2 separate regions of the Homo sapiens genome follow, and region 2 is linked to region 1. A link is an interaction called in ENCODE POLR2A ChIA-PET data of the cell type or tissue named here. Cell type or tissue: Panc1. All regions are shown on one strand.

Evidence for each region. ChIA-PET counts read pairs that join two places held together with the same protein. Peaks named below come from ENCODE experiments on the same cell type or tissue, not always from the same donor. Only the 100,000 strongest peaks of a DNase experiment are listed, where the experiment ranks them.
Region 2: POLR2A ChIA-PET joins it to region 1 with 13 read pairs; 5 of 35 experiments call an interaction of 5 or more read pairs at or near these places.

Annotation. Positions count from the first base shown.
Region 1 is chr1:181,101,702-181,109,701 of GRCh38, forward strand. No RefSeq gene overlaps it. Among named protein-coding and RNA genes, the nearest start is that of IER5, 17 kb to the left of the region's middle. RefSeq lists silencers at 3,239-3,298, 3,319-3,808, 4,069-4,118 and an enhancer at 3,652-4,546. In Panc1, no CTCF peak of the experiment used is centred here; no DNase peak of the experiment used is centred here; H3K4me3 peaks cover 3,149 bases; H3K27ac peaks cover 7,030 bases.
Region 2 is chr1:180,868,321-180,876,320 of GRCh38, forward strand. It overlaps XPR1 (xenotropic and polytropic retrovirus receptor 1), which reads left to right. Exons shown (of 15, transcript NM_004736.4): 13 at 5,483-5,622. LOC124904464 (a long non-coding RNA gene) reads right to left here and starts at 4,564. Exons shown (of 2, transcript XR_007066760.1): 1 at 4,426-4,564. In Panc1, no CTCF peak of the experiment used is centred here; no DNase peak of the experiment used is centred here.

The DNA of each region.
Region 1 (8,000 bases):
CAAGGTCTGAGTCACCTCTTTCTTCCTAAACTCCCCTCTTCCCCAAAGGGATTGGAAGGCTGGAGGGGTACTGAGTAGGAAGGATAGCAGGCAGCACCATCTGATTCTATCCCCTTCTTGCCATACAGACAAACGGCAGCGATACTGACAATGGCCAAGCCCTGAAGACCCTAGCCAGAATGTAACGTCCACCTCTCATCCCTGGGACCCGGCTTCCACTGGGGTGGAATTTCGCTTGGAGAGTAGGCAGAGGGGGGTGAAATTAGCCTTGAGAAGCTGGGTGGGAGGTGTGGGGAGGAGGGCTTGAGGGAAGGCAGGGAGTGGAATCAAATAATTTGAACCACTTCTCGGGTTACCGGGCTCTTCCCTGTCTTTCTGGTAATTGCTTGTTTACTCACTTCCTGGTTCTCAGAGGCTGTTGGACTCCTGCTGTTCTGGGAGTTGTGGGCTTACCTGACCCCCCTCCTCCCCACACCTTCTCCACTGTATAGAACCTACTGGGAAGGAACAAAGACCAGAGTTCAAGTCCTAATGAGGTCTCCAGTGAGGCAGAGATGATAGTCTTCATTTGGTACCAGGCAGAGAGATGCTGAAATCCCAGAACCAGCCCTTAAATTGGCTGTTGGCCTGGTACTCAGAATGAGTACCCCTGGGAGGTGGGCAAGCTTCTGGAACCTGGTTTCTGGGAGAGGGGCTCTAAGTGCAAGGGCCCTACTGGGCCTATTTTGTCCCTAACCTACAGTCCCTCCCCAAGAGAGCATCTGAGTGCTGTGATTTAATAAATAATAAAAGTCAGAGTAAGGATATATGATATACACAAATACGCATATTGTACCCATAAAGAAAACAGTAGACAAATAAATCCTCCTATCTGACTATAACTGGTAAGAGCTTGTACAAATGTTCCCAAAAGGAGACAGATATTAGCCCCTTCATTAGTTAAGGTCCTTATCTGCATTTCTATGGTGAGGGATGATCATGTATTCATTTAAGTATGACTCTGTGCCTCTGGAGACAGAGATTCTGCGAAAACATTGATTAGGGGTAGGACCTTGCTAGAAAAAGTCATAGGTGTGCAATTCATATCTTCTAATTAAAGCACATTATCACTTACTTACAAATGGTTAGGGCTTTAATAAACTAACCCCTTAGGAGACCCTAGCTAGGTCCAAAAACAAAGATAATTTTCTATAGAAGGGTCAACATAAAACTAATGGAAGAGTTTACTATTGCTTTTCCTTAGGCACATTAGGTCCTTAAGGACTCTTAGCCTTGATCTCTAAGTTCAGGTCTCCCCTTTGGCCAGGGCCCTAGGGAGGCCATGAGTCCTTGGGAAAGTGAAAGCAAAGCTGAATCTCCAATGGCATCTGGGACATCTCTGCCCCTTCCTTCTCTGTACTGTACCCTATCCTCAGCAGCACTTGTGGCTCCCCCAAAGCCATGTTTTCCCAGTCTTCCCCTGCCTGGGCCACCCTTCCCATTTACCTGCTGGGCCAATGAATCCTTGCAGACTTTTCTACTTGATGTAATGATTTGTTCACGTTTCTTTGCTTGACCAGACTGTACCCTCTCCACCTCTAAATCATATTCATCTCCTTATCCCTCGAATCTAGCCCAGAACCTGGCAGATGCTAGGGACTAGATGTTGTCTGGGGAGACTCTAGTTCTAGTTCAGTCATTCACAATCTGTGTGACTTTCAGCAGGCCTTTTAATCTTTTTGTTTCTTAGCTTCTTCATTTTAAAATAAATCTTGCCAATTCCAACTTACACGGTTACAAATTAAAAATGAGACAACTGTGGAAGTGCTGAACAAAACGCCAGGTGGTGGAGGTGGTAGGAGGGGCGCTTAGCTCCAAGCGAAGACATATTTGTCTTAGTCTGCTCTGGCTGCCATAACAAAATATCACAGAGTGGTTTAAGCAAAAAAATGTATTTCTCATAGTTCCGGAGCCTGGAAATCTGAGATCAGGGTGCCAGCATGGTCAGGTTCTGTTGAGGGCTTTGTTTCTGGCTTGCAGATGGCCGCCTTCTTGCTGTACCCTCACATGGCAGAGGAGAGAGCGAGCTCCTAAAGACCCTATTTCCAGATATAGTCACATTAGGGGTTAGAGCTTCAACACATATGAATTTTGGGGAAGCATATCCATTCCACAGCAATGCTGAAGGAGATTCATCAGCACATAGCCCTTCAGTCCTGTTCCCACCTCCTACAGCTTGCAAATCTGAAGCACCCCACCAACTCCGTATTGCAACTACAGTAATCATGACTTGTATACCAATTTATAGATGTTTCAATAACTAAAGCATTTGTATAACATATCCTATGGCTTACGAAGAATATTTCATACAGTCTAATCTCATTTTCACAACTATCATCTCACAGATGAGAAAAGCAAGGCCCCAATGGCCAGCCCAATCTTATTTCCAGGTCCTTTAACTGTATACCTTCAAACTCTTTAGGCCACACCAAAGTACTCGGTTGTAACCACTTCAAAGAAAACAGGGCTCTAAGAGCTGGTGAAGTCTAAACTCTTCAGTTCCTCCACTGTGACCACAGCTGACCGTCTTTACTTGTTCTATTCGCTCCCATATGAATCCTTTCTTTGTGCTCTAGAATTTTATGGAGTGGAAAATATATATGGAACGAGACAACATTCTTAGAGGAAAGGACTTTACAAATGCGAAGTATTAATATTTTGTTTGATATGGGCACTATTTTCAAAGGACCCTGCATACTTTCTGTGTTTCTTTGGGATGCCCTGCCCACCCAGGACAACTGAAGGAGCCGCTCTGGTTTTAATTGCAGCAATTCACCAGACAGTTTAGAACTTTCTACGTGCCAGGGCCTCTGTCCCCTGCAAAAGCTCACATTCCAAACAAGTCAGGTGTAGGCTCCGCTCCTAGAGAGGGACGGTGTGAACAGAGCTAACTGGGTCGGCCTCTCTCCTTCCGACCTCCTACTCCCCTCCCAACACCTCCTCGCCCAGAACGTCTCAATTCTGACCCAGACACCCTGGGAGGCCGAGAGGCTCCTTTTGGATCTGCAATACACCCTCCTCACCACAACCAACAGACAAAACGCGCGAGTGCCGTGCAAGGTGGAAACCCTTCCCTCCGGGGGGCGATCGCCCCAGTAGGGTGAAGCAGGCCTCTTTGTTCACGGGATGCCTCGCTAGCAAGCCGGCGGCGGGGGCGTTCCCTGGACCGTGAGACCCCGGCTCCCGAGGACGCCTCCCGTGCCGCCGCTTCCCTCAAGCCCAGTGCCGCCAGCGGCCAGAGCTCCGGATTCCTGCCGCCCCCAGCCCACCGGCAAGAGCTGGCTTCATTTTCCCAGTCCCCCTTTCATCTGGCCGCACAGGCAGAGCACCGTCCGCTAAGGTCTCCTCCCATCCCAGCAGGAAGGGCGGGGAGACCCGCGGAGGATTTAAAGGGGCGCGGAGGTCAGGAGGGCTGGGGGCGGCTCCGCGGAGAAAATGGGGCGCGCTCGTCCTCTCCCGCAGCCTCGGCCGCCGCGAAGCTTCCTCCCAGCTCCCGCCTTTCCGGGCCCGGCGGGCCGAGGGGGAAGGGAGGCTTCCTGCGCCGGCGCCCGCGGCTGCCCCAGTGAGGTCCCGCCCGAGAGCAGGCCCAGGCGGGGGCTGGGCGCGCGGCGCGGCGCTGCGGGCTGGAGGGCGGGGGCGGGGCCCGCCGCTTTTAGAGTCACCTCCCGCGCGCCGCGGCCGCCGTTGCCAGGGTGACCGGGGGAGCTCCGTTGTGGGGAGGCGGCCGCGGCGGGTACCGGTGGGCGGAGCTCAGCGGGCGGGGCGGGGCGGGGCGGGGGCGGGGGGAGCTTCCTCGTCGTCATGGGAACGGCGCAGTTATTTCCAGCCCCCGGGCCGTGCCAGTGGCGCGGTGCCAGGATGCGAGAGTATTGCAGGACAGCGGCAATCTGCTGCGACCTGGGACATAACAATGCGCCCCTTCTGCAGCGCTGGGCCCGCCGGCGAGAGGTCTCGCTGGTCTGAGGGGCTGGGGCCGCCCCCGCGCGTCGTGTCTCCTCTCGGCGCTCTTCGGCTCGGAGCCTGGCGGCTCAGCGCGCTCCCGGCTGCACGTGCTGCCCCCGCCGCCGCCCACGCCAGACAAAGCGGGGCCCTCCCGGGCGTGTTTCCTAGGCGCCCCCTTCCCTCGATGAACCCTTTGATTTCTTCCTTCTTCTCTCTCACTTCGTTCCAGCCCCCTCAACTGCCTCCTGGAGCGCCTTTTTTGTGTGCTCGCCATCTCACGTTTGGCCCTCTCTCCAAAGCTCTGCCTTCACGAACGCCTCCATTTGACCTTCCCCCTCCGCCACTCTCTGGTCTCCTTTGGTAGCTTTATCATTACATTTGATGGAAGGGCGACTCTCCCCTCTCCTATTTTCAGCTCCACATTACCTTTTGTATTGTCCTCTCCCCTTCCTATTGGCATCTTCTTTCTGTCCTTGCCCTTTTCAAGACTCTTCCAGAAACTCTCTTGATGTCTCTGCCTCTTTTCACGGTTTCCTTTCCACTTTTTCTTTTCTCTCTGGGCTGTGGGACAGCAGAAGGGAGATTGCAAATGGCTACCTAGATTGAGTGCCCCTTTTACCTCACTGACGCCATCCTTTTTTCTGTCACCTTGAGGTCACATTATTTGGGCACCTTGATGAGGCTTTGGGGATTCTACTGCCGTTGCTGCCATTAGCAGTCTCTTTGCTTGGAAGCTTAAATGAAGGAAATTTCTGGGAACTGGTCAAAGACTCCTGAAATGCACCTTGAGGACTAAACATCTCTCTCCCTCCATCTCTGCTTGGTTACTCTGGTTTGTTTCGAACACCGGCTGCTTCTTCCCACTTCTTGACTCCCTGCACCCCTACCCGCCCCCCCAGCAATCACATTGTTCATCCCTTTGGCACCAGCCCTAGAGAGGAAAGGGTAGGTCCTCCTCTCCAGGAAGGAAGGTGGGGCAGAGTAGCTCCCGCAGGAAGGGAAGGAAAAAGGAGGGAAGGAAGGAAGTGGCCAACAGAAGGTGGAATCCGGTGGGAGGACTTTTCATTGTTTGAACGTCTTTCCTTTTTAGCTCTGCAAAGTCAAGCCCAAGGCCATCTCACCAAGGTTCTGCTGCCATCTCCCAGAACCCCAGCTAGGACTCCCTTGCCAGAGGCTGGAGGGGGCTGAGGTTTTGGTGGACATATTTAAGTGAAGTGGGCAGAGTTTCATGTATGCTGCAAATTGTAAGCACTTACATTTTTAATGTATCCATCTTCTGTTTCTTTTCTGTCCAACAAAGTCAGCTTTTATCTTCCCTTTTCTCCAGGGGGAAAAAAAAAAAGAAAAACTCCAGGGTAGAATTATGCCTCAGGTAAGGAAAATGTATCTACCATTTCCTGAGGACCTTCTACCTGTGAATCTGCTCTTATGTTCTGTAATACTTTACATTTGCATAGGGCTTTTTTCCCTGAGTTTTAAAGGGAAAGGCTGAGTTTTAAAGTTAGTGGGTAAAAGGAACCAAGTAGGGTTGCGATAAGGGTTGAGATGAAGTAGTGGAAATGGGAGCTCTTTAAAACTAAATACTCATGAATACTGCTCTCCAATATTTCCCCACCTTTTTTGTAGCCTAGGCTTAGGGCCAAATGCAAGCCCCAAGAACACAGGCAAGGAAGTGCTTTTGTCCTTTCTAGGCATGTGATCCAGTACCAAAGATGCTTAGTTATGAACGAAGAGAAGTTTGTGGTATGACTATTCTTTTGCATAGTGTATCTTTGCATCTCCATTCACTTAATACCCGAATACCTAGAAAACTGCCAGCCAGGCTTTGGTTCATTGTCAGTGTCTTGTTCCTTGAAAGCCCTAGAAGGACAAAAAAATTAGCTATGCTTTGGAAGACTTTGTCTGAAACCTACACTAGGTTTCAGACAAGGTCATCCAACCTTCTGGATTAGTTAACTGTGTCCTGAACACTGAGCAGAGGCCAGAGGGAGTGGGGTTTTGTTTTTCTCATCCTGGGGAAGCTCATCCTTGTGCTCTGCAAGTGTGTGCTCTGGGGAGAGAGTGTTATCAACACTTCCATGGTGTGGGATGGGGTGGGGGTCAGGAAGGGGGCCAACAACTTTAGAAGGCTTTCTTTTGTTTTCTGTTTTAAGTTGCTGTCTTGGTGATGGGAAGATATGAAAGGGTGGACACCTGGCTGTTGGAGTTGGGACAAGTATGAGCAGAGCTGTGGGGCTTGGCTTCCTTTCCTACTGGCTCATTTCCCCGGGGAGGGGAAGATAGTGGTCTAGAGGGAATTTGCTATCCCTTTCAATCAGCAAACGGACCTGCAAGCCAGTTTGCCTGGGCACTTAGGGCACTGAGTTTGGGGCACCTCAGGGAGCTTATACTCTCCCAGAAAACACAAGCCCTGCAAACAGTTCTCTGGTCATTGTGTGGAGCAGGTGTGGGATGCAGAGGTAGGGCAGATTCCCCGTAAATAGAAGACAGGATTTTCTCATAAACAGAGGTCTCAACTATGAGGGGGAGCTGGGCTTCCTTAGGCATTCCTAGTTATGGAGATGGTCGAGGAGCCTGGGCTGGAAGTTAGCCTGTCAGAAATTCTGCAGCGTTGTGTTTCTGTGCTGGGTAGGGGTGAACTGATGGCCCACATGGTCCCGTCTGACTTCAAGATTCTGCAATTTTGAAATATACTAATGATCCTAGGCAGCATGTGATGAATAGCTTGAGCTTTACTAGGGATTCCATTCATCAAATATTTATTGAGTGTGTACTTTGTACTGCAGCTCTGCTAGACGCTGTAGGAGATTCAGAGGTATGAACAATAGGGTTTAAGATCTTTGCAGAGGCCGCTAACACTTGGAATACAGTGAGGCAGGAAGGGGGTTCCAGGCCAGAATGAGTGGTCCTGCCCCACATTACCACCCCATCAAAACCAGACAGTCAGCATTCTCTTAACACCAGTGCCCTGTGATTTGTTTCTTCCTGAGATGCTGGTTTCAAAGATTTCCAGGGACTTTGATCTGCAGGATGGGGGCAGAAGAGAGAAACCGTGTTAATCCAGAGAGAAAGGCAGAGCGTGTGGGGTTGTGTCTCTAAGGGTGAACGCTGAGTGAGGATAGAGTCCCTCCTGTCAGGATGTGCCAGGATGGGGCAGGCATGAGAACCGGGAAGAAAATGAGGTGGAAATGAATGGGCCCCTGTAGGAGGAGGTAATGAGGTGAATCAGAAAAATCTGTCACTGAGATCCAGGAAGCGACTGGGAGGTTTACTCTCTCTTGGTCCTTTTAAAGATGAGATGTGTCAATTTGAGAACCTGGACTCATGAAGACAGATCTACCAGGCGCCAGGGATGGAGCGGGTGGGAGCTTGCTGTAGCTGCTGTGCAAAATGGTAAGATCCCCATACTTGGGCAGCCTGGAATTGGCCCTGGGGCCCATCTCTCGTTTACCATCTTTGGCAAAAGGAGTCCTGCTGAACCCCAAGAACTCCTTCCCTGGCCAGTGCTCAGTGCCCCCATCCCCATCAGCAGCCCCCTGGGAAGAGTCCAGGTATCTGTAGGGACTCTCAGGACTTGTAAGCCAGAGAGAGCTGTGGGGAGGGGGTGGAGGTGACCACTGCAGAATGGTGAATGTCTGGGGAAATGAATGTGTCCCTTTCAAGGATTCTGATTGGCTCAGTTGTTCAGGGGAGCAACTCAGGAATCAGTTTCATTAGACTCCTTAGCATCTTCAGGGATGCAAACCTCTGCTTTGTTGGTTTATGTCTGTGTGTGTCCTGGAATAACCTCCCTCTACCACAGCTGTGGACACTCTCAGAATCCTATGCCCAGAATGTCCTTCAGGGGATCATTTCTTGTAGCTTGGGAAGGACCTGGGTGTGATTTGAAGGGTCTCAGGAGGAGGGGCAGGCACTCACATGCCCCTAACCATGTCTCCTACTAGCCTGTAGCTTCTTTGGGGACATTGGTCTAGTTTTGAGGCATGATTTTGGGTACCCATTGAAATGCAAATGCTGCC
Region 2 (8,000 bases), 230 kb before region 1:
TTTAAAGTAGTTTTTTCCAATTCTGTGAAGAAAGTCATTGGTAGCTTGATGGGGATGGCATTGAATCTGTAAATTACCTTGGGCAGTATGGCCATTTTCACGATATTGATTCTTCCTACCCATGAGCATGGAATGTTCTTCCATTTGTTTGTGTCCTCTTTTATTTCCTTGAGCAGTGGTTTGTAGTTCTCCTTGAAGATGTCCTTCACATCCCTTGTAAGTTGGATTCCTAGGTATTTTATTCTCTTTGAAGCAATTGTGAATGGGAGTTCACTCATGATTTGGCTCTCTGTTTGTCTGTTGTTGGTGTGTAAGAATGCTTGTGATTTTTGCACATTGATTTTGTATCCTGAGACTTTGCTGAAGTTGCTTATCAGCTTAAGGAGATTTTGGGCTGAGACGATGGGGTTTTCTAGATAAACAATCATGTCGTCTGCAAACAGGGACAATTTGACTTCCTCTTTTCCTAATTGAATACCCTTTATTTCCTTCTCCTGCCTGATTGCCCTGGCCAGAACTTCCAACACTATGTTGAATAGGAGCGGTGAGAGAGGGCATCCCTGTCTTGTGCCAGTTTTCAAAGGGAATGCTTCCAGTTTTTGCCCATTCAGTATGATATTGGCTGTGGGTTTGTCATAGATAGCTCTTATTATTTTGAAATACGTCCCATCAATACCTAATTTATTGAGAGTTTTTAGCATGAAGGGTTGTTGAATTTTGTCAAAGGCTTTTTCTGCATCTATTGAGATAATCATGTGGTTTTTGTCTTTGGCTCTGTTTATATGCTGGATTACATTTATTGATTTGCGTATATTGAACCAGCCTTGCATCCCAGGGATGAAGCCCACTTGATCATGGTGGATAAGCTTTTTGATGTGCTGCTGGATTCGGTTGGCCAGTATTTTATTGAGGATTTTTGCATCAATGTTCATCAAGGATATTGGTCTAAAATTCTCTTTTTTGGTTGTGTCTCTGCCCGGCTTTGGTATCAGAATGATGCTGGCCTCATAAAATGAGTTAGGGAGGATTCCCTCTTTTTCTATTGATTGGAATAGTTTCAGAAGGAATGGTACCAGCTCCTCCTTGTACCTCTGGTAGAATTCGGCTGTGAATCCATCTGGTCCTGGACTCTTTTTGGTTGGTAAACTATTGATTATTGCCACAATTTCAGAGCCTGTTATTGGTCTATTCAGAGATTCAACTTCTTCCTGGTTTAGTCTTGGGAGAGAGTATGTGTCGAGGAATGTATCCATTTCTTCTAGATTTTCTAGTTTATTTGCGTAGAGGTGTTTGTAGTATTCTCTGATGGTAGTTTGTATTTCTGTGGGATCGGTGGTGATATCCCCTTTATCATTTTTTATTGTGTCTATTTGATTCTTCTCTCTTTTTTTCTTTATTAGTCTTGCTAGCGGTCTATCAATTTTGTTGATCCTTTCAAAAAACCAGCTCCTGGATTCATTGATTTTTTGAAGGGTTTTTTGTGTCTCTATTTCCTTCAGTTCTGCTCTGATTTTAGTTATTTCTTGCCTTCTGCTAGCTTTTGAATGTGTTTGCTCTTGCTTTTCTAGTTCTTTTAATTGTGATGTTAGGGTGTCAATTTTGGATCTTTCCTGCTTTCTCTTGTAGGCATTTAGTGCTATAAATTTCCCTCTACACGCTGCTTTGAATGCGTCCCAGAGATTCTGGTATGTGGTGTCTTTGTTCTCGTTGGTTTCAAAGAACATCTTTATTTCTGCCTTCATTTCGTTATGTACCCAGTAGTCATTCAGGAGCAGGTTGTTCAGTTTCCATGGAGTTGAGCGGCTTTGAGTGAGATTCTTAATCCTGAGTTCTAGTTTGATTGCACTGTGGTCTGAGAGATAGTTTGTTATAATTTCTGTTCTTTTACATTTGCTGAGGAGAGCTTTACTTCCAACTATGTGGTCAATTTTGGAATAGGTGTGGTGTGGTGCTGAAAAAAATGTATACTCTGTTGATTTGGGGTGGAGAGTTCTGTAGATGTCTATTAGGTCTGCTTGGTGCAGAGCTGAGTTCAATTCCTGGGTATCCTTGTTGACTTTCTGTCTCGTTGATCTGTCTAATGTTGACAGTGGGGTGTTAAAGTCTCCCATTATTAATGTGTGGGAGTCTAAGTCTCTTTGTAGGTCACTGAGGACTTGCTTTATGAATCTGGGTGCTCCTGTATTGGGTGCATAAATATTTAGGATAGTTAGCTCTTCTTGTTGAATTGATCCCTTTACCATTATGTAATGGCCTTCTTTGTCTCTTTTGATCTTTGTTGGTTTAAAGTCTGTTTTATCAGAGACTAGGATTGCAACCCCTGCCTTTTTTTGTTTTCCATTGGCTTGGTAGATCTTCCTCCATCCTTTTATTTTGAGCCTATGTGTGTCTCTGCACGTGAGATGGGTTTCCTGAATACAGCACACTGATGGGTCTTGACTCTTTATCCAACTTGCCAGTCTGTGTCTTTTAATTGCAGAATTTAGTCCATTTACATTTAAAGTTAATATTGTTATGTGTGAATTTGATCCTGTCATTATGATGTTAGCTGGTGATTTTGCTCATTAGTTGATGCAGTTTCTTCCTAGTCTCGATGGTCTTTACATTTTGGCATGATTTTGCAGCGGCTGGTACCGGTTGTTCCTTTCCATGTTTAGCGCTTCCTTCAGGAGCTCTTTTAGGGCAGGCCTGGTGGTGACAAAATCTCTCAGCATTTGCTTGTCTATAAAGTATTTTATTTCTCCTTCACTTATGAAGCTTAGTTTGGCTGGATATGAAATTCTGGGTTGAAAATTCTTTTCTTTAAGAATGTTGAATATTGGCCCCCACTCTCTTCTGGCTTGTAGGGTTTCTGCCGAGAGATCCGCTGTTAGTCTGATGGGCTTTCCTTTGAGGGTAACCCGACCTTTCTCTCTGGCTGCCCTTAACATTTTTTCCTTCATTTCAACTTTGGTGAATCTGACAATTATGTGTCTTGGAGTTGCTCTTCTCGAGGAGTATCTTTGTGGCGTTCTCTGTATTTCCTGAATCTGAACGTTGGCCTGCCTTGCTAGATTGGGGAAGTTCTCCTGGATAATATCCTGCAGAGTGTTTTCCAACTTGGTTCCATTCTCCACATCACTTTCAGGTACACCAATCAGACGTAGATTTGGTCTTTTCACATAGTCCCATATTTCTTGGAGGCTTTGCTCATTTCTTTTTATTCTTTTTTCTCTAAACTTCCCTTCTCGCTTCATTTCATTCATTTCATCTTCCATCGCTGATACCCTTTCTTCCAGTTGATCACATCGGCTCCTGAGGCTTCTGCATTCTTCACGTAGTTCTCGAGCCTTGGTTTTCAGCTCCATCAGCTCCTTTAAGCACTTCTCTGTATTGGTTATTCTAGTTATACATTCTTCTAAATTTTTTTCAAAGTTTTCAACTTCTTTGCCTTTGGTTTGAATGTCCTCCCGTAGCTCAGAGTAATTTGATCGTCTGAAGCCTTCTTCTCTCAGCTCGTCAAAATCATTCTCCATCCAGCTTTGTTCTGTTGCTGGTGAGGAACTGCGTTCCTTTGGAGGAGGAGAGGCGCTCTGCGTTTTAGAGTTTCCAGTTTTTCTGTTCTGTTTTTTCCCCATCTTTGTGGTTTTATCTACTTTTGGTCTTTGATGATGGTGATGTACAGATGGGTTTTCGGTGTAGATGTCCTTTCTGGTTGTTAGTTTTCCTTCTAACAGACAGGACCCTCAGCTGCAGGTCTGTTGGAATACCCTGCTGTGTGAGGTGTCAGTGTGCCCCTGCTGGGGGGTGCCTCCCAGTTAGGCTGCTCGGGGGTCAGGGGTCAGGGACCCACTTGAGGAGGCAGTCTGCCCGTTCTCAGATCTCCAGCTGCGTGCTGGGAGAACCACTGCTCTCTTCAAAGCTGTCAGACAGGGACACTTAAGTCTGCAGAGGTTACTGCTGTCTTTTTGTTTGTCTGTGCCCTGCCCCCAGAGGTGGAGCCTACAGAGGCAGGCAGGCCTCCTTGAGCTGTGGTGGGCTCCACCCAGTTCGAGCTTCCCAGCTGCTTTGTTTGCCTAAGCAAGCCTGGGCAATGGCGGGCGCCCCTCCCCCAGCCTCGTTGCCGCCTTGCCGTTTGATCTCAGACTGCTGTGCTAGCAATCAGCGAGATTCCGTGGGCGTAGGACCCTCTGAGCCAGGTGTGGGATATAGTCTCGTGGTGCGCCGTTTCTTAAGCCGGTCTGAAAAGCGCAATATTCGGGTGGGAGTGACCCGATTTTCCAGGTGCGTCCGTCACCCCTTTCTTTGACTCGGAAAGGGAACTCCCTGACCCCTTGCGCTTCCCAGGTGAGGCAATGCCTCGCCCTGCTTCGGCTCGCGCACGGTGCGCACACACACTGGCCTGCGCCCACTGTCTGGCACTCCCTAGTGAGATGAACCCGGTACCTCAGATGGAAATGCAGAAATCACCCGTCTTCTGCGTCGCTCACGCTGGGAGCTGTAGACCGGAGCTGTTCCTATTCGGCCATCTTGGCTCCTCCCCCGGATTATTCTTATTACACATATTAGTTTAATACATGGAGGCTAAGTAGAAGAAGTAGCTACAAATTTTGAAAATGTTCGGTCTCTAGGGATGGAAAGAGAAGGTGGCCAGGGGACTTTTTTTTTTTTTAGAATAGCATTCTCACAATGACTAGTATTACTTTGTTTAAAAATTTTTTAAGTAAAATAAATATTATGGCTTAATACATAGTAGTTCCCCTTCCCAAAAATTTCACATTCATTAAATACATATATTTAAAGAGCTGATTTCCTTGAGATTAATAATGAGCAAATCTATGAATTATATAGTTCTGCTCTATTGGCAATTTGTGTACTTAAGACTTTTGTGTAGCTAAAACTGGACTGGACTCCTAAATCCTGGGTGCTAGTACCTGCAAGTATTACTTGAGCACCGTCTTCCCCATGTAAAAATAGAACATTTCTTAAATTCAACCACGGTTGTGAAATCCAAGCTTAATTTCATTCACATCAAAAAGCAAGGCAAAACTTTCTTCAAATACAGGGTAAGGCAAATGGAGAATAAAAGTACAAATAACACAGTGAATAAATCTGCTAATCTTTTCTGATATTAGCTATTAAGTCTACTGTACCTGTTAGAATGTAATCTCAATCAATCAAGGATCTTAACCAGCTTATATTTCTGGGCCCTAGAAGAAAGCCTGGTATACAGTATGGCAGTGAAATATATTTGTTAATGATTACTCAAATTCAGTAATACTTCATACTGGATATTATACCATTTAAGAAAAAACTAAATTGGTAGAAATCATTCTAAAATATAATGTGTACTTCCCTGCAAAATAAAGTACAACTTTCCTCTTGAGCCTGTGCTTATTCGTAGGACATGTGTGAGTCTTGTTTGTAGGACATATGCTCATTGGTATGCCTATTTATGAGAAATGTGATAGAAAACATACTCAATTTCTTTATTATTTCTCAGGCCTACTACTACTGTGCCATAATAGAGGATGTGATTCTGCGCTTTGCTTGGACTATCCAAATCTCGATTACCTCTACAACTTTGTTGCCTCATTCTGGGGACATCATTGCTACTGTCTTTGCCCCACTTGAGGTTTTCCGGTAAGCAAACTACTGAAAAGTTTATTAAAGATTCTTTTTAACCTAAAAGACACCCAATACTTACAAATTAGAATTTATTATAACTTGTACTTGAAAACCTTTAATTTTCCAACTTTTCTCAAATTTCTCCTCAGCCTTAGAATTGGAAAACCATGTTGGCCAGGCTGATCTCGAACTCTTGACCTCAGTTGATCCACCCACCTCGGCCTCCCAAAGTGCTGGGATTACAGGCGTGAGCTACTGTGCCCGGCCCAGAGGTTAATTCTTACAAAGTTAAAATAACCATTGATGATGACTTAAAAGCTTCTTTAGAACGGGGTTCCATTGAAAGGATAAGTGGAAATTGGGAGGTAAAATGGCTTAAAACAGAAATCAATCATTTTTTGCAATTTGGCAGTCTGAGTTATTCAGCCCAGCCTTCTCACTGAAAACAATAAAAATGCTAGATAAAATGTGTTTAAATCTGGCCAGGTGCACTGGCTCACTCCTGTAATCCCAACACTTTGGGAGGCCGAGGCCGGTGGATCACCTGAGGTCAGGAGTTCAAGACCAACCTGGCCAACATGGTGAAACGCTGTCTCTGCTAAAAATACAAAAATTAGCTGGGCATGGTGGTGGGCACCTGTAATCCCAGCTACTCGGGAGGCTGAGGCAGGAGAATCGCTTGAATCCAGGAGGCAGAGGTTGCAGTGAGCCAAGACTGCACTGTTGCACTCCAACCTGGGCAACAAGAGCAAAACTCCGTCTCAAAAAAAAAAGTGTTTAAATATTCTAAAAAAAAATCAGACAAGATAATCCAAAATCTAAATGAAAACAGGAGCCCCAAGATAAACAGAGCACTAACACTACCTTTGCACTATAGAAATTTGCCAAATCTGTAGACTTTGAAATTCACTTGTGACTGCCAATTAAAATTTGTATGCACCTAATAAAATGCCTTAAAATTTTGTAAAGCAAAAGCTGGCGTTGCTACAAGTAAATTTACAATTTCAGATTTTAACATATTTCCTTCAGTGATAGATAAATAACGGGTCAGTTAATTAATTAAACCTGAATGACATACGTAGAGAACTGCATCCAACTACTAAATACATATTCTTTTAAATACATGTAGAACATTTACCAAAATTAACCTTACACTGTGCCATAAAGGAAGTCTCAACAAATTGCAGGGATTATAATCACAAAAAGATAACTCAAAAGTCCCAAATGTTTAGAAATTAAGCAGTACATGTCTGATAACCCCAGGTCAAAATTGTAATGCAAATTTTAAAATATTTTGAGTAGCCAGGCATGATGGTTTATGCCTGTAATCCCAGCATTTTGGAAGGCCAAAGTGGGCAGATCACTTGAACTCAGGGGTTTGACACTGGCCTGGGCAACATGGCAAAACACATCTCTACAAAAAATACAAAAATTAGCTGGGCATGGTGGTGCGCGCCTGTAGTCCCAGGTACTCAGGAGGCTGAGGTGTAAGGGTCACTTGAGCCTGGGAGGCAGAGGTTGCAGTGAGTCAAGATCATGCCACTGCACTCCAGCCTGGGTGACAGAGCAAGACTCCGTCTCAAAAAAAAAAAAAAAAAAAATTTTTTTTTGAACAGAATGTAATTGAAAATGTGATAAAAGAGAAAAATGTAAAATGCAGCTAGGGCCATGCTTACAAGGAAATGTGTAACTTTACATGTATATATCAGAAAAGTATATAGCTCAGGAAATAAGAAAGATTTAAAAAACAGCAAATCCCAAAAGAAAGTAGAAGTAAATATAAAGAACGTAAATTAATGGAACAGAAAACAAACACACAATACAGAAAATTATTAATGATAAAGCCAAACTTAATTTCCTTAAAATGCCAAATACTGTTGATAAAGTACTTAAGACTGATAAAGCAAAAAAGAAAAGGAAGTACAAATTATGAATATCAAAAAACCTAAAGACATTTATTTAAAGAGTAAGACTATCTTATGAGCAACTTTATATCAATAAATTTAAAAATTTAGATGAATGGACAAATTACTGAAAAAGCAGTGTGCCAAAACCAATAAAGAAGAAATAGAAAATCTGTATTAAAGAAATTAAATTCATGTTAAAATACTTTGCACAAAGAAAACGCCAGGCCCAGGAATTCTTTCAAATATTTGAGGAAGAAATATTAACCAATTTTATACAAAACTCTTCCAGAAAAAAAAAGAGCATAAAAGGAAACACTTTCTAGTTTGTTCTCTGCAGCCAGCATAACTTTGATATATAAGCCTACAATGACATTTTAATAAAAACTAATCTGTCTCATGTACACAGTTGTAAAAATCCTGAATGAAATATTAGCATATGAATTCAACAATATATAAAAAGGGTAATACAAGTTAGGTTCGTTCTAG